Regions from separate parts of the Homo sapiens genome. Here regions 2, 3 and 4 are each linked to region 1. Evidence: chromatin loops called from intact Hi-C (ENCODE). Cell type or tissue: GM12878. All regions are shown on one strand. Each heading gives the region's core, and the rest is flanking DNA. Links, peaks and the distances in the headings are about the cores only.

Evidence for each region. A loop is a pair of places that touch in the nucleus more often than their neighbours do. Peaks named below come from ENCODE experiments on the same cell type or tissue, not always from the same donor. Only the 100,000 strongest peaks of a DNase experiment are listed, where the experiment ranks them.
Region 2: a loop joins it to region 1, with 9 times the contacts of the local background. A loop is called at or near these places in 1 of 110 quality-filtered maps.
Region 3: it touches region 1 in a loop (2.7-fold over the local background); 1 of 110 quality-filtered maps calls a loop at or near these places.
Region 4: a loop joins it to region 1, with 7 times the contacts of the local background. A loop is called at or near these places in 1 of 110 quality-filtered maps.

What each region holds. Positions count from the first base shown.
Region 1 is chr3:59,382,881-59,388,443 of GRCh38, reverse strand. All of the region lies in intron 5 of CFAP20DC-DT (CFAP20DC divergent transcript), which reads right to left. Among named protein-coding and RNA genes, the nearest start is that of CFAP20DC-DT, 300 kb to the right of the region's middle. RefSeq lists a silencer at 1,982-2,041 and an enhancer at 2,212-2,271. In GM12878, for the core only: no CTCF peak of the experiment used is centred there; a DNase peak (open chromatin) is centred at 2,063; H3K4me3 peaks cover 572 bases; H3K27ac peaks cover 2,873 bases.
Region 2 is chr3:59,563,735-59,569,297 of GRCh38, reverse strand. All of the region lies in intron 6 of CFAP20DC-DT (CFAP20DC divergent transcript), which reads right to left. Among named protein-coding and RNA genes, the nearest start is that of CFAP20DC-DT, 480 kb to the right of the region's middle. In GM12878, for the core only: no CTCF peak of the experiment used is centred there; a DNase peak (open chromatin) is centred at 2,597; H3K27ac peaks cover 1,499 bases.
Region 3 is chr3:59,244,316-59,249,878 of GRCh38, reverse strand. The region is part of intron 4 of CFAP20DC-DT (CFAP20DC divergent transcript); the gene reads right to left. Among named protein-coding and RNA genes, the nearest start is that of CFAP20DC-DT, 160 kb to the right of the region's middle. In GM12878, for the core only: no CTCF peak of the experiment used is centred there; DNase peaks (open chromatin) are centred at 2,358 and 2,938; H3K27ac peaks cover 1,771 bases.
Region 4 is chr3:59,477,567-59,483,129 of GRCh38, reverse strand. The region is part of intron 5 of CFAP20DC-DT (CFAP20DC divergent transcript); the gene reads right to left. Among named protein-coding and RNA genes, the nearest start is that of CFAP20DC-DT, 390 kb to the right of the region's middle. In GM12878, for the core only: no CTCF peak of the experiment used is centred there; a DNase peak (open chromatin) is centred at 2,339; H3K27ac peaks cover 2,239 bases.

The DNA.
Region 1 (5,563 bases), core at 134-5,133:
CCTAAGCCAGAACCTCCTGAGAAATCCTGAGCCAGAACCACTTAGCTACTAAGCCTCTCTTGAATTCTTGACTCCCAGAAACTATGTGATAATAGATGTTAGTTGTTTTAAGCTGCTAAGGTTGGGTCAACTTGTTACGCAGCAATAGATAAATAATACAACAACCATATTAGTGTCAAACTGTTCTTTGATTTAGAAAGAAGAGAAAAGGAAGGGGAGGCAAGAAATGAGATCAGGATTCAGTTCAACATTTTTACCAAGGCAAGTAATTCAAGTTATCTTAACTTCTTTCCCTGGAGGCCAGGGAATTATATAAAGATCCAGAGAATTTCCTAGAAATGATTTTTGAAATTAATCATCTTCCTGCATAGACATTCTCAGACTCATGTTCCAGGTGGCAGCTGGGGAAGCTACACTGAATATCGCCACCTACCTCCCACCAGGGATTTCCAAACTGCTTATTTATCAAGCAGCCTTTTAAATAGGATATGTTATATAAACAGAGCCTAGCAAAGGACTGTGCACAAGATAGGCACTCGATAAACGTATTTTGGCGGAGCAATGGCTGCTGTGTTTATTCTTTTAATTAGCAAACACTTGAGTTCATATTCAAGTCAAAAAGACTAAATAACAAAACCTGAAACCAAGGTTAAAATCATGCTCCGTTTCTCTGTACTCATACGTAAGGAACTTTCTTTTCTTTTAGCATATGCCATGAGACAGTTGCATGAGAAGTTACTCTAAGAGAAAAGTATTTGATGTTCGTGTCTTCTAACACTGAGAATGGAAAATCTACCCAGCAACTCACGAATCAAAGAACACTTAATAGAAAAATAGGCTTGAGCAGCACTGTTTGTTGCGTTCTTTTATAGGAAAATTGAAAACATAGGATCACAAGGGTCAGATGGTTACTATTGGAATCTGGCTCCTATGAAACATAATATGTACCATTTCCCCCACCAAAATTGTGTTACTTTGTCCAAGTCACCCAATGGGGCACAGGATAAGGTGTTTTTCTGATGCACATAACCACCTAGGTTTCAAAAGGACATCTATTTAAAAGTGAGGTCCTGAAGAACACCAACAGTGACAGAAAAATGATATTTTTCTGTAACCTCAGCATCACAGAGAATAGTTCCATAAGAAATAGTTGACAAAAACAGAAAACTTTATTATTGAACATATATAGCACTATTCGGCAAAAATCCAATGCTGATGGCAACTTCCAAAACTAGGCCTTCTACCTTCTAGAGACTCTCATTCTGTACTAGAGTTTTAAGAAACTCAGAACACTTTACAGATCAAGGTGCCTTTATGACTTTGTTTTGTGGATGGATCTGTGTGTCAATAAGAAATTTTTAAAAATATCAAACAAATAGCAACTATCAAGGAAGTAGGAGAGAAGAGGGGTACAACAAAGAAAAATCAAACTTGAGGTACAATTTCACATGATCTTGCACATGGGGTTTAATAAGGTTTCAAAGTCAGCTAATTATAAAACTCTATAGATTAAATAATTGGCCCATGAAAGCTTTTATTAAAATGTCACCTGGATATCCCACTCCAAAAACATCCAATGCCATCTTGGTGTGAGTAGCCAGCTGCTGGCTTCTGAACAAAGGCTTTGAGTTTAGACTCAATATGGTGCTGTTGCTTTGAAATCTTGGAAGGAAGGAAACTACTCAGTGTCTCTTGCTTGATCCAAAGCATCCCTCATAAAAGTCTGCAGTGTCTCAACTGAAAATCAAAATGAGAACATCCTATATACATTAATGGTGGCCACAAATTTCAAAGAAGAAGGAGAAATGTATATAGAGCTGAGAAAAATAAGTGTGTAGCAACCCATTTTATTTCTAAGAGACGTCTAGAATTTCACAGCTCTGAAGAGAAAGGCAGAAAAACAAATAATTATTTGAAACAAAACGAAAACTTTGCTTAATCAATCTGTTAAAAGCTGTTGTGAAAGCATTTTTCTTCTCAAAGCGGAACTAGCTTACTCATTACCTCTTTCTTCCAATGAGTAATCCCTCCCTCTCTTCTCATTACCAGAAATACCTACTACCTCTTTCCATATGGAAAGTGAAACCCGACATTTTCTTTTCTAATAACAGCATCTGCGAAAATCACACTCTGTCCTGGATTTGCAGAGCACTTTCCTGCTTCATCCTCATAGAATCAGGCACTGAGTAAATGGGTAACAAATATCTGTGAGAGTGAACACACTGGACCTAAAGGTATAAGCAATGGCAATAAGAGTAATTCGGGTGCCATTGGGGGCTAAGAGCATGCGATAATCTCCTCTCTATAAAATTCCCAGAGGTCACTCAGACAGACAAATTTAAATTTCTCCTGAGTTGGAAGGTTCATTTCCCCTGGAGCTACATAGGCCACACTTGGACACCTTTAATTCTTAGAAAAGCACTCATCTATATTAAATGGAAATTTGCTCCCTGGAATTTCTACCCATCAGGCTCTGTTTTGACCCCTGGGGCTCCAGGACAAATCCCATGCTTGTCCATATCGCAGCTCTCTGGTGACTGGATATCACAGCTCTCTGGTGACTGGATGGCTGCTGTCTCATCTCCCATGAGTGGCATTTTCCCAGTGGTCAATCCTAGTGAAACAGGAAAAGTTCCCTTGTCCCCCTTGCAGGGCGTGCGATGGGGGTGTGGCTCGCTTCTTCAGTGCCCTGCCACTCAAACCTCTAGGGAAGCACACAGACGGGCAGGCTGTGGGGCCCCAACCTAACGGCAGTGTCCAGCGGTGAATGTTTACAGCTGAAGCCCCAGTGGGTGTGTATTACAGGGTGCTGTTTTAGTTTAGCCATCCATAGGTGGCTTGTGTTAGTCAGCTCAATTAGACCCCTGTCTTATCACAAGGACAGAGGGCTTTCTGTATCCTGGGATTCTTGCCTTGGTGTACCAGAAGAATCGGATCATACATGGGCTTGGAGAATGAATGCAAGGTTTTATTGCATGGAAGTAGCTCTCAGCAGATGGAGGAGCCAGAAGGGAGATGGTTTTCCCGTGGAGTACGGCCGCTTGGCCGCCCGACTCTTTTCCAACCACCTCAGCCACACTCCGCATTGTTCTGCCAGTCGATGGCCTGCCAGTGTGCTGGTGTTGTGCTACACTGGTGCATTCCTCTCGACATCCAGCCACCCATGTGTTCCTCTGCTGATGTGCTCCTCTTGACGTCCAGCCACCTTTGTGTCTGCCTGCTAGGGTTTCTAGGTTTTTATAGGCACAGGATGACAGTGTGGCAGGCCAGGGTGGTCCTGGGAAATGCAATATTTGGCCACAAATGCAGGAGTCCCTCTTCTCACCTAGGTCCGTGGGCACCGGCCGGGGGTGGAACCCTCACCAGGGACCATGTCCTTTTCTTCCCAGCACCTCTCTGCCCCCCTTCCATATCACTAAGTCGTTAGCGGTTCTTCTGTGGGCATGTTTCTGGCAGTGTGTTTTGAAGTCTAGTGCGAAAGGCCTCTACATTGTAAGTACCTGAGGAGAACCTTCATTGTGCAAATTTCAGAGTCCCCTCTTCAAACGCTGTATCAGATTCTCTGGGGTTGAGTCCTAGAATCTGACTAGATTTAGCAAATGCCCAGAAGACTCTTAAGCACACCACAGAATTCTCACCAGCCTCATCACTCACCTCTCAATGGGCCCCTTTGAACAATCACCTAGGACGTCTTCCAGTAGCCAGGTGTAACCTACAAGAAACGCGCTGTAGATAGTTCAAATGACTGCATGAAAGAAATACAATTAAACTTTGGAAATGGTCTGTGAAATCAGAGCTGTAATTAACTCAAAATGGTATTCACCCAGTGTTGAGGGCAATGTGCCACCGGATGCCTCTATGCGTGGCATGAGCTAGGTGGCTTTACGGGTGATGCCTGTTTAATCTTCCTGACCAGCAAGATCAGTATTTTGCCCATGTTCTATAGATGAGAAGACTGAGACTCCTTAGGGATGAGTGATTGATTTGTTTAATATCACAGAGCTGGGAAATCGAACCCAGATCCCTCTCAACCCAAAGCCTATATTTTCTCTCCTACTGACCCTCCACTCCCCACCTAGAGGTACTGAAAGAAACATACTTGATTTCTGCAATTCTATTTTTCGATATGGTCCCTAACAGACTCCTGCTGCAATGTATGGAAGGAGGACCTGCAAGAATGATGATCTTATTTTAAACTTTTGTCTCTGACTCATTCACTGGATTCCTGAGTGACGTGTTTAATATGCAGATAACACTTTCATGGTGGGATTGGCAATTATCTGCCATTCCCTAGCTCAGGACTCTGGACTCAAGTGAATGGGATGTGATAAAATGACACTTAAAATGGAGCTTGAGGAGTTCAGTGTGAGCTTCAAAGACATAATCCACAATGGTGCACAGGACCGAAAAATTTCCCCCTAAATTCAGTCTGTCTACAATACTATTTTTAATCTTTTTACATGGCAGCAGGAAAGAAACACCTAATGGAAATAACTTTGGGTAGCAGTAGGTAAGAGAGAAAACCACTGTGTTAAAGGAAAGAGCACCAGCACAGGAAACAAGATTTTTTAATTGGTTCAGTTCTTGATACCCCAGGCCGATATTTTGAGCAAGTAGGGACAGCAAAAGCACTACCTACGAAAGCTATTCCATCCAACCTCCCACCCCAAGATGGAAAATGCCAAATAAGCAAAGACACCTACACAAAAAGTTCATGTCTTTATTTAGAAACTCTCATTCTGCTGTTAGGAGAAAGTTCCTAGTAAAGACAGCCAGTGGCTCAGTAGAGATGAAACTGTCAAGCAGAAAGAGAAATCACACAATTAAGAAAGACTCAGAATTCAATTCCTCAGGCTCTCATTCCCATAGTGGGCATGAAGCCCCTTTCTGACCCAATATAGCTTCCCCCTCAAATCTAAAAAGCAGAGCATTCTCAGTTCAGCCTGGGAGCCATGAATGCTGCATAAAGATGATGGCGGACTCAAGAACCTCCAGCATTTCCTGACAATGTTTATAAGGTGAACTTTGTTCCATCCACAATTACTTGTTCCCTTCTCCTGGGTTCAGCAAGGTAACCAGAATAATGTCAGGAGGTGTGACTGCCTCAAAGAAAGCAGAAGAGGAATAATGCCTGGTGTTCCATTTATTTGAAGTCACAGCCATATTACATTATCATGGATGGACCTTGCTAGGTCTCCATTCTGGCAGCACCAAATTGGAACTAAGAAGGTGTTTCAGTGAAGAATCTGTGCAGCTATTTCTGGGAACAAAAGCAGGCCAACTGCAGCAGGGGCCGTGTTAAGACAAATGGCCCACTCTTGAGTGGCGTACCATAATGTCTCTACGATTAGATGGATGAGAGGTTATAGTATGCCATAGATAGCCACAGGACATCCACTGATAATCACACATTTTGTTCTACTGACAGATAACAGCAGCCCACAAATGAGATGAGCCTCCTCTGTATACACACATCACATGAAATCAATACTTAATTACAGCAGGGCCTGCATGTGTTGTCAGTAGGTTCTGGTTAGAAGGCTACACAAAACTTCTTCTCTAG
Region 2 (5,563 bases), core at 225-5,224, 180 kb before region 1:
GATTTTTAACCAAAAGAAAGCAGAAAGGGATATGGCAAACAGACATAGAGATATCTGCAGGAGGCAGAAACGTGTGGCTTTAGAGAACAGCTTCCTAAATCAGCCCATCATGGACACACGTTCTGCATTGGTCTTCCCACGTCTGTCTGGTGCAGGACGGGGTAGCCCTTCAAAGCAGCATGTTAGCTTTAGGCACCTCCTTCAGAGGAAGCACTCCATGGAAGAAATAAAAAAGGCTGAATGTTATTTTAATTGAATTTGTTTTCAATTTATTCTCAGCTGTCTAGGGAAAAACCTTTAACACTCACATCATTTGATTCCTTTTTACTTTGTGTCCATTATCCTCATAATGAGCTTTTAACGCATTAATGCAGCCCTGTTTGCCAAAGAGTAATTCAGTTGCTCAAATCAATAAGTAGCAAAAGCATAAAAATGTACCAAATTGAGACAATGAACCAGAGTATAAATGGAAACCTTCATCTTCCACTTCCTTAAAAGTGGGGGCTGCATTCTGGTGACCTTCTGATGCTACAGTATCAAGGTGAATATGCAGAAATTCCTCTACTTCATAAATTCCAATTCTCAAATGTCCATCGAACCATCAGAGCTAAATGTTGGAGCCAACAGGAAGCTCCCCTGCCTGTCAGTGGCATTTAGCCTCAGCCTTCCCATCTGCAGTTTTTTCCCAGCAGTGTGCTGTAGTTGAAGCAATATCTTGTTATAAAAGTATTTGCAATGAAAAGGGGAAAATCGTAATGCAAACTTCTATGGAATTTTTTTAAGGTTCAAAGGAGGTAAAGAAGAGTGGGAGCTTTTGCCATCTTCCTCTATGGTTCATGCCTCTAAACATCCATATAGATGACATCTATTGCTCATCGTGTAGTGCCACCTTAGGCGTAAAGAAAGTAAAACAGCTCTTCATATTGTAATATAGGAACTCCTTTTGAGGGCTTAGCATGCTGCTTAATCCCAGCAAGAAGGAAGATTTGCTCTGGTACCCTTCCCACAATGGTAGCAGAGAGAGGATGATGCCTTGGGATTCAACTAATCCAGAGCTTCTCCCATGCCTACCTCTGCCAGGATCTTAGCCTACACCAACTGAGAAGCTCATAATCATCGAGTAGAGAGCTTATATATACCTTTCTCCTATGAGTTCTGTCCCTCTAAAGAACCCTAATATAGAAGTAAGAAACAGCTAGAAAAAGAGGAGTCTAGAGTCCAGATAACATTTCAGTCATCAAACCTCCCCAGCTTCCCTGATCCTTGCCTTTCTGAGACTTGGCTGCTCAGCATGTCCAGACTGGTGCGCTTCCCCCAACATTCTTTCAGGAAGTACTGGGGAGCTCATAATGATCGAATGGAGATCCCAAACTGTGTTCAAGTCAACACTGCTTCTCTGAAATTTGATCAGACATTCCAAGAAAAATGCATTTGCTTCAGGAACTTTGGGAATCCCTGCATACTCAATTTGTCTCTATGATACTCCAAAGTGCATCAGCAACAAGTTCTGCAGCAAAGAATTCTACTTATTTTGGTTTAATTTGACATTTTCCATACTTGTTTGACTGAAAAAGCTTTAAAAAATTTAAAATATTTTAATAAAAAACACCAATTCACATGGTAGAATACAAGGAAAGTATTTAACCTAAGAATCATTTTAAGAAAACTTAGTGTTATCACTGGTCATTAGAGAAATGCAAATCAAAACCACAACGGGATACCATCTCATGCCAGTTAGAATGGTGATTATTTAAAAGTCAGGAAACAACAGATGCTGACGAGGCTGTGGACAAATAGGAATGCTTTTACACTGTTGGTGGGACTGTAAATTAGTTCAACCATTGTGGAAGACAGTGTGACAATTCCTAAAGGATCTAGAACCAGAAATACCATTTGAAGCAGCCATCCCATTACTGGGTATATACTCAAAGGATTAGAAATCATTCTACTGTAAAGACACATGTACACATGTTTATTGCAGCACTATTTACAATAGCAAATACTTGGAACCAACCCAAATGCCCATCAGAGATAGACTGGATACAGAAAATGTGGCACATATACACTATGGAATACTGTGCAGCCATAACAAAGAATGAGATCATGTCCTTTGCAGGGACATGGATGAAGCTGGAAGCCATCATCCTAAGCCAACTAACACAGGAAAAGAAAACCAAACACCACATGTTCTCACTCATAAGTGGGAGTTGAACAATGAGAACGCATGGACACAGGGAGGGGAACATCACACACTGGGGCCTGTCAGGGGGTGGGGGCGCAAGGGGAGGGAGAGCATTAGGACAAACACCTAATGCATGCAGGGCTTAAAGCCTAGATGACGGGTTGACAGGTGCAGCAAACCACCATGGCACTTGTATACTTACGTAACAAAACTGCACGTTCTGCACATGTATCTCAGAACTTAAAGTAAAAGAAAGAAAGAAAGAAAACTTAATGTATCACAACCCAAACTGGGTTTTCATGTTTTGACAAATGTTTTCATGTCACATCATCCTCCTAACCAAACTATGCCACTGTTGTCTCTTTCAGTCTCCCCCGCAAAGCATCAGGTCCTTTAGGGCAAATGTGAGGCCTTATGCATTTGTAAGTAGGTATTCATTACCTACTCAGTTACTCATTAGGTAAGTGAGTGTGAAAGAAGAAAAGCTATTTAGGACTCATTTCTTTGCCAATGACAAAAACCTAGATCAGACAGCCTGAGAACGTTAAGTACTTACTGAAAGAATGCCGGAAGAAGTGCACAGGTCTGGACATGCTGAGCAGCCAAGTCTCAGAAAGGAAAGGATCAGGGAAGCCGGGGAGATTTGATGATTTAAGTATTATCTGGACTCTGGACTCCTCTTTTTCTAGCTGTTTCTTACTTCTATTCTCTATTAGGGTTCTTTACAGGGACAGAACTAATAGGATAGATGTTTACAAAAAGGGGAGTTTATTAAGGAGTATCGACTCACATGATCACAAGGTGAGGTCCCACAATAGGCCATCTGCAAGCTGAGGAGTAAGAAAGCCAGTCTGAGTCCCAAAACCTCAAAAGTAGGGAAGCTGACAGTGCAGCCTTCAGTCTGTGGCCAAAGGCCTGAGAGCCCCTGGCAAACCACTTGTGTAAGCGGAAAAGTACCAAAGCTGAAGAATTTGGAGTCCGATGTTCGAGGGCAGGGAGCATCCAGCACAGGAGAAAAATGTAGGTTGGGAGACTAAGCCAGTCTAGTCTTTCCATGTTCTTCTGCCTGCTTTTATTCTGGCTTCTCTGGCAGCTGATTAGATGGTGCCCACCCAGATTGAGCATGGGTCTGCCTTTCCCAGTCCACTGACTCAAATGTTAATCTCCTTTGGCAATAACCTCACAGACACACCCATGAACAATACTTTGCATCCTTCAATGCAACCAAGTTAACATTCAGTATCACCATCACATGTTCCTTTCTGCAAGCTGGCTTTGTTCTCCCAAATAGCCAATCCTCATAGCTATACAACTAAAGAAAAAAAGTGACACCCTCTTAAAAATTTCCTGAGAAGAATTCTAATTGGCTTGACTCATGGCCTGGGCCTACTATGATTGGCCCGCTTGAATCTTGTGCCCATTCCTGAGAGTGGGTACTGTGTTTAGAAGCCCTTATGAGAATCATGTAGTTGGAGTACGGAAAAAACGACCCCCTAAAGAAGCAGGAGAGATGTGTTTCACACAAAAGGAAGGTGTTCAGGTTGACATATTATGCATGTCTATACAGACATGAAGAAAGGACTACTGGTTCTGGGGAGAGAATCATAACCATTCTTCCCCTTCCTTCATGCTCTCTAAAATCAGCCAAACCACATACATGTTGTTATGGACAAAGCAGCCCACTTAGTTCAGGTGCTGCCCTTGCATTCTGCGTATAACCTGTGTCTGCTTCTCCCAGGAGGAAAGCACACGGGGCTAATTGCATTAGCAGGTGCAGTACTATGTTGGTGATTCTGTGCCTAATCTGCTCATTATGCAGCTGATGTCATTTTATAAGTGGAGAGAAATAGTGTTATCACAGGAGAAATGAGCTCTCTTGCTTCTTGAGAAATTCTCTTAAGCCTAGACAAAGGGGTTTTAAGTTTATCAGCCTCCCCTTTGTGACACCTCATTCTAAATGATGTATTAATCATTTGTTGATTATACAGATCAATTAAAGAGGTTTTACAGGTTAGGTTAATTAAATCTTTGGTAGAACTTCCTATTTATTTAGACCTTCTGCTTTGCAATTATAAAACACCACCCAACCAGCATGTTGACTTTTAATAAGTTGCAAACAAGGGTCGTAAAAGAACATATTCCCCTCATTGTACTCCTTATAAAGTGTTCTTTTTTCTATTACATCTCTCTGCATAGTTATATCCACCTGCTAATCCATCCCATCCAGCCAGCCATCTATCAGTCAGCCTGTATGTCTATCTTGGTATGGTTTGCGCTACCAAAACTCATGTTGAAATTTGATCCCTAATGTGGCAGTGTTGGCAGGTGGGGGCCTAATGGGAGGTGTCTGGGTCATGGAGGTGGAGCCCTTATGAATAAATTAATGCCCTCCCAGGAGCTAAATGAGTTCTTAGTAATGGATTAGTTCCCAGGAGAGTGGGTTGTTACAAAGAGTCTGGCTTCCCTGGTTTTTCTCTCTCGCTGTGTGATCTCTTTGCACAGTTTCTGCCATGAGTTGAAGCAGCCTGAGGCCCTCACCAGATGTAGCTGCCAAATCTTGAACTTCCAGCCTCCAGAATTGTGAGCCAAATAAACCTTTTCCCTTCATAAATTATGTAGCCTCAGGTATTCTGCTATAGCATTAAAAAACAAACTAAGACATCTACCTGCCTATCTACCTACCAACAAAGATTTTTAAATCTGGTAGCCTTGTCCAAGTAGATGCTTATCATCAGTATCATGCAGAGGCATGTGATTGTTCAGAGTTAGAAAATGGCAACCCCACCTCCTACCTGAGGAATTTGGGTAGATCCAGGCTCAGTGTTCCCTAACTGCCTTAGTCTCTGGACCAATCACAAGTGGCGATGCTCTGGTGGCAGAAACAGACCACAATTCAAATGCACATCAGTGTACTGTATACCAAGAATCACTCCTTCAGAGCCATTGGAATGAAAACCATTACCAACACCAGTTTGTCTGCCCAGAAGACCAACCACAACTATGTAGACTCACTCATCAACCATAAGGCCTGTGGGACATTTTTGTACCCCCCAACTCCTGCCTTCTTCAACTCCACTGACTCTTAGATTTTAACATCCCTCCAAACTCCATCTCCAGAATCAGGTCATGTTTGCAGCAGAGAACAGCAAGGAAAAGGTTGGACTCCCTAATGAACAATCTCTTGAGGAAGTATCTTTAAAAATAAAACACTGTTCTCATGCACACCCACACCTCACAGAGCCTGCCTGGGACCACAGAATCCAGCACGCTCTCATTCACCACTTGCCCCTCCTCACCTCGCACTCCTAGCCAAACTCTCCTGGCACTCACGGTCACTTTTTTTGTCTGTTTTTAAATATTTACGTCTCAATGAAAAATTTG
Region 3 (5,563 bases), core at 443-5,442, 140 kb after region 1:
CATGAGTGTATAAGCCACACCATGCACATCCACTGCTACAACTTTCCCTGGGATTCCAGATAACCCCCTCTGACCGCTCCACAATAGCTCATGAGCTGCAGCGCTTCTCACTCCCACTTCTACAGGCTAATGCCAGGGCTTTTTCAAGGCAAGTGGCCATATTTGTGGTAGTATTGTTATATGTTTCTTAACCATTTTACATGTGTAGAAATATGTTGTCATCTTTTTCAGGTTATCCATTTTTTTATGTGTCACTGGCCAAGTTCTTGAGTGCTGTGCCCAGTGCCATTTCCCCCATAGGCCTTGTGTTTTTTATTACACAATCGTGTATAGTGTGGTGATTTTCAGAAACGCATGTGCATCCTTAGAGCAGAACCGACTGCACTCACCGTAAGGGTAAAAGTGGCCATAGACAATAGGTAAATGAATGAGCAGGCTATGTTCCAATAAAACTTCATTTACCAAAACAGACAGCAGATCAGACTGAACCCATGACCTTACATTGTTGACCTTACTTTCTTTGTGTTATCTCTCTACCCTGCACATGATTCAGTTGCTGCACTCAGCACCAGATAGTGATTTATTTATTTAAATGTCCCTCTCCCCAACCAGGCCATGAGCTCCATGTGAGCTGAGATTCTTTTATTCATCCCTCTCCCCAGCATCCAGCATTGTGCCTGGAACACAATGGGCTCTCAGTGAAGTTTGCTGAGTAATTTAATGAGGAAGTGCCCTCCTCACCCAGCAGATATGCCAACCCCACAAAACAAGAATTGTCCTCTTGCATTTCCCATTCCAGCATTACACTTTAACATTCAGATTCAGATGTAAGTAATATTTAATGAACCCTGTCTACTCAGCACATTGGAGTAACAACATGATTTTCTGTAATTTCATGTTATCCATCAAGAGAAACCCAAAAGATATATATTATTATTTTCATTTCATGGGTGAGGGAATTAAATCTCTGAGTCTTTAAATAATTGCCCTAAGTCACACAGCTAGCTACAGTGTACTTCAGAAATGTTCTGTGTAATAGTCCATTATCACGCTGTGATAAAGACATACCTGAGACTGGGTAATTTATAAAGTAAAAGAGGTTTATTGGATTCACAGTTCCACGTGGCTGGGGAGGCCTCACAATTATGGTGGAAGGTGAAAGGCACATCTTACATGGCAGCAGGCAAGAGAGAATGAGAAGCAAGCAAAAGGGATTTCCCCTTATAAAACCATTAGATCTCATGAGACTTATTCACTACCACAAAAACAGTGTGGGTGCAACCGCCTCCATGATTCAATTATCTCCCACTGGGTCCCTCCCACGACAGGTGAGAATTACAGGATCCACAATTCCAGATGAGATTTGGGTGGGAACACAGACAAACCATATCATCACTATGGGTCCTGGAGGGAGAACATATAACCCTGTCTGAGGGTACCCTCTCCTTGACTTCCTTTCCTCTCTCTCCACAGCAAATGTGTCATGGTGCTGACTTTCTATAAGATAGGTTTGCCTAACAAAAAGGAATGCCAAAGGAGGAAATTTTCCTACAGAAATAGTTTCTTAAAATCTCTTCCTTCAAAGCTGTTGAGGATATTATAGTAACCTAAACAAGGAAGCTTTTGAAACAAAATAGATGAGGTTCCTGTTACCTACAAAAAATAAAGGTTAATATTGTCTAAAATAATCATTAATTTTCAGAAGGCTCTAGAAGTTCTTTGGTTCTTATGCAATGGCTTGGTTTTATAGGATCACACTGGTTTTTACTCAGCCTTAAGCATTCCTACATTTTGTATACTGTTTACAGAATGCGAAAGGGTTTCAGTTTCACCTGATTTTCTTCAACACACAATAGCAAGAAAGTATTTATTTGGCTCATTCTTTATTTATGTAAGAAATTTAAGGGACTATGAACAGCATCTTGCCTGAAGTGGCAAAATTACCATCTGGAGTCTGCAAATGTGAGTCAAAGGAATCTCCGAGAAAAGCAGAATGCTTAAAACCCACCTGGCCCCATTACTGCTACAGAACCTTGTTCAAAGGCCCATGATCCAGCCAGCTCCTAAAGGTATGAAGTCTTGGCAAGACGGCCCAAGGCATTTCCTTGTAGGCCACCCTGGCCCTGCCTGGTTCTTAGCAGAGCATATCACCAATAGCCCGAGGGAGGAGAAGGTTTTCTGCTCCTTGGTATGCTTCCACCGTGGCTGAATGCCTGCAGTGCAGTGTGTACACAATCCACCTTATGAGACAGATGGAAATTGAGTTATAGCAAATAAATCATATGGCACTGCTTTTAGTGATGTCTTTCTATAGGGACTCTTCCTGTTGACTAAGTGTGGCCTTGTAGCTCCTTGATTAGCCACACAGATGTTTGGTTGATATTTGACTCCTGTGAGACATTTCTTACTTAAAGACTTGTGGTTTCTCAACATACAGAGTTCTGCCCCTTAGTGTGAGGAGTTTTGTGAGTGGGTTATTATAATTACATTCATGCTGCAGATACACACCCATGCCAACACACACATAAACACACAGTTATGAACCAAATCACCCACACCCCCAAAGTTGCCATACCTCACCCTATCCAAATATTTCATGGAAATGTTGGAGCTTGTGAAAGCAGATGATGAATTGCACTTTGTAGTTCAAGTATCTCTTTTACTATTCTCTGAATAGATATCCTACCAAAAAGCCAAAAGATGCCTACTGAAGAGGTAACCATTTTTGGAATCAGAGAGATAAGGGTTGGAATTCCAGCTTTACTAATTAGTGGCCGTGTATCCGTGGGCAAATTAGATCCTCTAAGTCTCAAATCCAAATCTATAAGGTTAGAATATTAATGCTGCCTACCTCATGAAGTTTTTGTGAGGAAAGTCCCTAGTAGCACAGTTCATTGAGTATTGTGTGTGTGTGTGTGTGTGTGTGCATGCATGCATGAGTGCACACACACGCATATCTTGTTTTATGGGGTGGGGTGGAGTATTAATAAATACTATTTCCCTTCCCAGGTGACTTGCAGTTTTAAGGGCTGGCCACATTCTGGGTAGTTTCTGGTCAGAATATACAGAGCTCAGGAAACTGCATTGTTGGGTAACCAGATCTATTTAATGAGAACAAAGATAACACAGTCAGGTTTATCTAAGTAGTGAATAGTATTTGAATCATGTTACACCAAATTTAGAAAAACCAAGAAAAAGAGACTAACATTGAGCACCCATAGTGTGCCAGAGACTTAAATTGCTTTATTTAGTCCTCAAACCAAATGAGGAGACTGAGGCTCAAAGAGATGAAGTATTTTAGCTCAGAATACCCAGCTTGTGCTGCCAACTCCAACACCGGCAAGTGGGTCTGAAAGACTGGGCTTAGTTTTGCCTGGGTGCCTCTCACCTCCTCAAAGCCAATTATTTAAAATGTGGGCAGTTACACAATAATGACGCACATGAATAGAGACAAACAACATAGGACTAGAATCCCGGGAAGGCCTGTCTGAGGCAGCAGAGACAAGGAATAACAAATCAAGCATCAGCACTGGTGAAAAAATACACACAGACTTGATGAAGAGGCACTACTAGAGTCCGAAGAAGTCAATTCATGACTGAACATTGCTGATGTGCGTACAACAGACAATTCCATCACTTTTCTGAGATGCGAGCATGAGAAGTAGCCACACAGTTGGAGACCTGGAGACGTGCCAATTCCTTTGCAGATGAGGCAGAAAAGATAAATGGAACAGTCAAAACTTTGTGCTTCAAAACTTTAAACAAAGAGCGGAGATTCACTGATTGGGGTCAATTCTTAGGATGAACCAAAAAAGAGTCAACCTTGATTAACATCCTTTTGCATCATCAAAAGGAGATAGGTCAAGATAAGGTAATTGTAAGGTAAACTGCTGACCACACACAGCTGTTAAAGGAGTCATGCGCCAGCCAAAAGTGGGCAGATTTATTTCCTCAGGGGGCCTAGAAGCTCTGCCATCCCATAATTCTTCATAAAAAGCTAAATTCCTCTGCAATGACTTTTAAACTCCCATGATTTTTTTTCTAACGACATGACAGGACAGCAAAACAAAGACATAATTCTTTTCTATCTTATGAGCTAAACTGCTCCTTCTCTTGATTAGTGGCTAATTGCATATTATTTCCTCTCTGCCGAGGGAAACTGCAATGGAGAACCCCTAAGCTGCATGGTAGAATCACCCAGGGAGCTTTTAAAAAAATGATTCCTGGCCCTGCCCCAGACCTAAGGACTCAGAATATCTGAGAGAGATGAGTCCAGGAATTTGTATTTTTAAAAATCTCCCCAGGTAATTCAAATATGCAGGAGGGTACAGAACACTGGATAATGCCAAGCACCTCGACTTCGTGATAAGAAACAGGTCTGTGGCTGGGATTCAAATTCTGGCTTCACCACTGATTAACTCTATGACAACAGACAAAACACTGCCCTTTCTAAGAACTTCCTCTCCAATGTCCAATAAAATAAAGATATTCCGGCTGCAAGGTCAAATGACAGAGCATACTGAAGACTTTTATAAAAATAGTTAAGTATTACCATAATGTCAATCATATGTAATAGTTAAATTGAGTATGTTTTACAGATAAAGATAACCTACCTTTCCTAGGAAACTGTACAGCAGCTTTTATTCCGGTAATTTTTTTTTATTTTATTCTGAGACTTTGAGTAAGGCCATCTTAGGCTAGCTGACTTGGATGAATAAATAAAAATAATTGGGATCTCTTTAAACTTTTAGTGGCAAGCAAATTAAAAAGTGTATTTCTCTAGATGACGAAAAGGATAGTCCCTGAAGCTAATGAAGCTCTGATTTATGCTCAGGTTCATGCTACTAAGGAGCTTATCCTCCTACAGAGAAAAACATTTCCCCTCAGGACACAGCAAGTTCCTATGCTAGTAACTGAGGCACGCAGTTCTTGTTGCATGCTAAAAGTGAGAACACTTAGTTATTCCTAAACAGTCACTTATTGGTCACTAGGTAGGAAATGAAAACAGATGTTTTCTCTAAATTGCCTCTGATCAATTGATTTGAGAGGTGCTAAAGATTAAGTCATAGGCAGGAGCTTCCATAAAATTAGCAAAATAAAATAAGCTATATTCCTATATTATCAACCAAAATCTCCTAAGGGAAAAAAGTTTGCAGTTTCAGCCCAGGATGCACGTCCTATTAGGCGAAGTATTGAAATGCAGTACTCAACAAAACTGGATGGTGGTTTGGAAAAGGAAAGGAAACCAGAGGCGCAACATTTGGGTAGCTATGGGAAGTTTATAAAGCAAGGAATCCAAAGGCCCAGAGACAATGCCACAAGTTTGTACGTGCCAGCAGAGCTCCAGGCCTGCCAGCTTTCCAGTTGCAGTGTTAGTCCACAGAATGAAAGAGAGAGTGCATCAGAAAGGGATGTGCGTTCAAGTGGTCATCTTTGTTATAAAAATTTTGCACACCATCAAAAGGGGCATTAGAGAATTAAATGAATTATTGTGCATCTCTAAAATAGAATATCGAGAAGTCATTATGCAAAATGTTATAGAATAATATTTTTGATATGGGAA
Region 4 (5,563 bases), core at 340-5,339, 94 kb before region 1:
TTTCCACTTAACTCGATTCCGGCAGGGGAGTTTCTAAGGTGGCACATGCGTAGGGAGCAAGGGCATTGCCACGGTCAATAATTCCGAGGAAATGAACAGCCTCGCCTGCCTAATGGATCTCTCCAATTTCCTCTATTGGGATCCAACTTGGGATTAGTCACTCGACAGATTTTTCAACAGTTCCTCTAGACTATGCTTTCTTTCAAAGCAATTTGGTAAGTGTCAGCTGAGCATCTGGGCTAACTTTCATGACTAAGGCCTTTTTATTAAAGACACCTTCCATGTGGTACTGATATGTTCTCATGCCTTCCTTTTTGAACCAGTGGTAGCCTTTGATTTTCTGTATGACTTTATTTTTCTCAGTATATGACTAGCAAAATACACACTCCTGCATACCACACACACACACACACTTTATAGGGGAAAAAAAGTGTCCATGAGGCATTCTTATCACTTTCTACTCCCTCCCTAGTGTCAACATCATTTTACATAAGTTTTTCATTTCAGTATCATTTTTGATTTATAGAAACATTGCAAAGGTGGTACATAAAATTCCTATATATCCCTCACCCAGTTGAGTTTCCTCTAATGTTACCACATTACTGTTACATTTGTCAAAAGCAGGAAATCAATATTTAGTAAACTCTGGACATGATTCGGATTTTACTCGTTTTTTCACTGATGTCCTCTTTCTGTCCCAAGACTCAATCCAGGGAACTTCACTGCATTTGGTCCTCACGTTTCCTTGGTTTTCTCTGGTCTGTGAGAATTTCTGTTTTTGTTTGGAATGACCTTGACAAGTTTGAGGAGTACCAGTTAGGTATTTTGTAGATCATCCCACAATTCAGGTTTGTCTGCTGGTTTTCTTGTGATTAGCTTGGGGTTATGAGTTTTGCCAAGAATGCCACAAACATGAATGCCTTTCTTGTTATATCATACTAAGTGGTATGTGCTATCAATAAAACTTCTCACCAGCAATGCTAAGCTTCATCACCTGGCCAAGGTAGAATTTGCGAGGTTTCTCCTCTGTAAACCTTTGTTTGTTTTTAAAGCAGCGAAGGCTCAAAATGCACTGTCATATTTAGGCAGTATTTCTAAATATTATGTTGCTCAAGTAGTAAAATGTAAAGTGCCACTACTAGGTTAGTCTCCTTAATCATAGAGGCTGAGAGAAGTTGAGTGGGAAGTTAGAAAGTATTTGGGGGACAAATGAGGAAAAAGGAGAAGGATATAAGTTGGTTTCAAATTTAGCTTTAATTTCCAAATTCTGTAGTAAAAAGATTCTTTCAAATAAGATACTCATTTATGTTGGCCAACTGGTTAGTTTCAGCCTTGTAGAATTTAGCCTGAGACCCCTTCGTTAGTTATAAACAAGTCAAGCTGATACCCACTTCTAAACTTTTTAGATATTTTACATTGAAATTAGCAATTGCCAATTTAAAGTCTACTTTGCCTTTCAGAAGAACTGAGAATATAGGTCTGTGTAACTAATTCAACTGTATCTTGGAGGGAAAAAGGCAAACAAAAAGAGCAGTTCAATTTATTGAACAACATATGAATTAGCGCCTAGTATATAATGTTCCTTATATATTCTTCATGGTAACAAAATCTGTATGGTAGTAGAGAGCCCTGCTTCTCAAAGTATGAACCCTAATCAGCTGCATTGATGTCACCTGGGAGAAATGCAGTCTCAGGTCTCACCCTGGAGCTCTGGAATGAGAACCTTTATTTTAACTGGATCCCCAGGTGCCTCCTGTACTTTCCAGTTTGAAGCACCCTGCCCTAGAGACCATTACCGATGAAACCTCTATTTGAAAGACAAACATCGTGCTCATGAAAAATATATGTGTATAGACTTTAGTCCCTCAGTCCTCAAGCCAATGATAATGTATACGTTTTAGAAACACAGTTTGCTAAAAAAAAAAAATTGATATTAATCTGTCAATTTTGCTTTCAAAAGCAAAATTGTTCTTTTGAACAAATCTGCTAACTGGTTACATCTTAAGGTAACCTATGCACCCAGATATATCCCTTTAACACAATCTTTCTTTAAAAAAAAGATTGGAAAAATAAAGATACATTTTAAAATGCAGATATACAGAAAGTAGAGCCTCACAGTTTGAATTTCATCTCATAACTGAGAGACAGGACAGGTTTCTGGTTCCCACGGTTTGTGACAAGTTCTTTCTCCTCTGTGCCCTGCTGCTACTTGCACTCCTAGTGGGTCTTCCAGGCAACAAACTTTTGTTTTTAATCATTACATGAAGATGAGGTTTAAAACATGCTTTCAGGACACACGTACAGTGGTTAATTTGTGAATGGTTGTATGTTAGTTTTAAAAAACCACACACACACGCTAAATCACATGATGGCGATTCTTACAGATTTCCAAATGCCAAAAGGAAAATTCCATATCTCCTTTGCTCTAAGTTTGGTGAAAAAAAGAAACATGTCCAAGAAGTTATAACTGAAAGTAGACCGGGCATGAGGAAGGACTTCCTACCATTTGGGGTGAGGAAATTGCAGGGCAGTAGAATGAGTCATGGACAAAAAAACATCAAAGGCAGCCCAACTGTCAGCTGCCAGAAATGCTAACATGCACAGATGTAAAACATGACTGAAGGAAGCAAAGCAGGAAAATTCTGGAGCGAGACAGAGTGAGATTCATGTCCACCCCAGCCCCCACCAACTGTGTGACATTGGGCAAGGTACTCAACCACTCTTAAGCCTGTTTATCTGTAAAATGGGATCGTAATTGTACATAGTTTGGAGGGGTGGCATAAGGCTTTCATGACACAATGCCCATCAAATACATACTAAAAAACTTAGCTATTATCAGTATTATCACCATTATTGTCATATATAAGAATGTATATCAAGTGCTTTGCACAATGCAGGCACATATAATTACTTAGTAAATAATGGGCTATTATTATTGTGATGGTAGTACATTCCTTGATTTTTTTAGAATTTCAAATTTCAGAAAATGATAGAACAGATTGTAAAACTTGGTCAAAAACTAAAGTCCTTCCAGCCCACATGGCCTCACTATACCCAGGCCCCCTCCCCACATGAGCCTCTGAACACTGGCTTCTAATTCTCCTTCGGGCTTCCCTCTCTCGCTGAGGGGAATGTCCCCTAACATGACATGAAGGATAAGGTCAATTATGATTTGGAAGAAGAATCCAGTCCCTAGGCTGAGACACAATGTTTTTTCAAAGAGACATAACAAAGGTCACCCTAGAGACAACTTTTCTTAACAGATGATTCTCCTGGGCTAGAAAAGCCAAAATGGACCTCAACGTGAATAACCTGCCAGCATCCTGCATTTTGACAGCTACAATTCTTCCTTTTTCAATTTCAATTCTTATTGATTTTGAAGATTCTCATTCCGGAGATGTATGCCGTCATTGTACTACAGTGTTTAGCAATTTATCTGTGCCTGCTTTTATATGCTAGATTGATTCTTTCCTATCGAAGCTGCAGGTGGGAGAGCGCCCGGGTTGCTATCTGGTGCCCTCTCTGCTCACAAGTGATTAAACTGAGACATTTCACGCTCTCACCTGAGGAAAAAATGCTAAAGTAAGCCTAGTGCCAGGGGGAGGTTCACATTTGGTAATGAAGCAGTGGAAGTTGGCAATGAACTCGATGAACTCCTTCTGAGAAGAAAGGCATAAATTAGGGAGAAGTGGAATCTGAGTGGGGCAAGGGCAACACAGACATTGCTCTGAATTTCCATTCAAAATCCCCAGATTTCCCTCTGGGAAGTCAATAGAGAACTGCATTAAATGATTAAATACTTGCTTGGTTCCGGTTACGGTTGGAAATGGTGAGCATTTTTTTTAAAACATGTGAAAATAGCTAGAAAAGATTAGGAAGTGTGGAGAGTGCAAATGAAATGAACCTGGATGAGAGTACATTTCTTACCGCTAGTTTTTCCAAAAAATAAATTTGAGAGTAAATAGTGACATTTACTTAAGTTAATCTACTCATGGTGAATAACTGTAAGAAAAATGTTCCAAAATTTAGAGATTAAAGCACAACTCAAAACATTTAGGGATCAAAATGATTACTTATCTTTTCCCTTTAGCCTAATTTCAATTATTTCATCTGTAGGGACTATGATCATTGTGTTTCCTTTTTGTTGGTGAAGGTGTTTCTTTATGTCAACACACTTTTCCTCACCCTTTCTTCTGTTTCCATTGGAAGTGCTTCCCAGATTCCGTGTAACATAAAAGGACTGTCAGTCATGGGGCTTTCTCCCACCCCCCGAATTGATCCTCTTGGCCAAATACTGCATGGGACTTTACTTATGCTAAATAAAAAATTGTTTTGAGTAGATAAAGAAAACGTGGTATGTAAAAACCATGGAATACTAATCAGCCATGAAACAGAATGAAATAATGGCCTTTGCAGAAATGTGGAAGAAGTTGAAGGCTATTATTCAAAGTGAACTAACTCAAGAATGGAACACCAAACATCGTATGCTATCACTTATAAATGGAAACCAAACTATAAGGATGCAAAGGGATAAGAATAATACAATGGACTTTGGGGACTTGGGGGGAAGGTTAGCAGGGGGGTGAGGAATAAAAGACTATATATTGATACAGTATAAGCTGCTCAGTTGATGGGTGCACCAAATCTCAGAAATCGCCACTAAAGAACATATTCATGTAACCAAAAAAAACACCTGTTCCCCAAAAGCTACTGAAATAAAATAAAAATTAAAAGTTAGTAATCATGACTGACATGGATAGTCAACACTTTATCATTTCATACTCACTAGAAAGACACTTTTCAGGACCTTCATATATATATATATATGTGTGTGTGTGTGTGTATACATATATATGAGAGAGTTTTTTAAAAACTCCAATATAACTGGGTTGTCTGGGATCTACTTAAACTAAAACATTACTTGTTCATCTGAAGTTCAGATTTAACTGGGAATCCTGTATTTTATCTGTCAATCTTATGTTGCACCCACCTGTTCACTTGCCAATGCCCTTGTTTATGTCCCGTAAAATATGTGGCTGGTCTCTCATTCCATAAGGCAGCAATTATCAAGTGCCACCATCCTGTCAATCCGCGGGAGTTTGGGATAAACTACGTTATTCCCAGCTGGTTTTTTCAGTAGTATAGCCCTTACCTGGCCTTATCTTTGCTACAGCTGAGGAGTCCCCAACCCATGTGAGAGCACCACCATTGAGACTTGTTATCGTCAAGAGAAGAGACAACTACTGACTTAGGGAAGATGCAGTATATTGTTGTGTTATTGACAGATAAAGGCTAAGACAGCCTACCCTAGGATACTTCCACTGTGCTGTGGGGACAGTGCTTTCATCCCAAGAAAGGGTTGCCTCCCACAAACAAAATGGCTAAGGAAAGACAGTGGAACTGAGCAGGATGGAGTAAATGAGGCAGGTTACTCTCAGTGAGGGTTCACCTTTGCTCCTTCACTGTTCCTAGGTGACCACTTTACTCAAATGTGACCAGTCCATTTCACGTGTTCTTTGGTTTTGGTGGGAGTATGTAAGTTTGCATGGGACTACATGCCCAT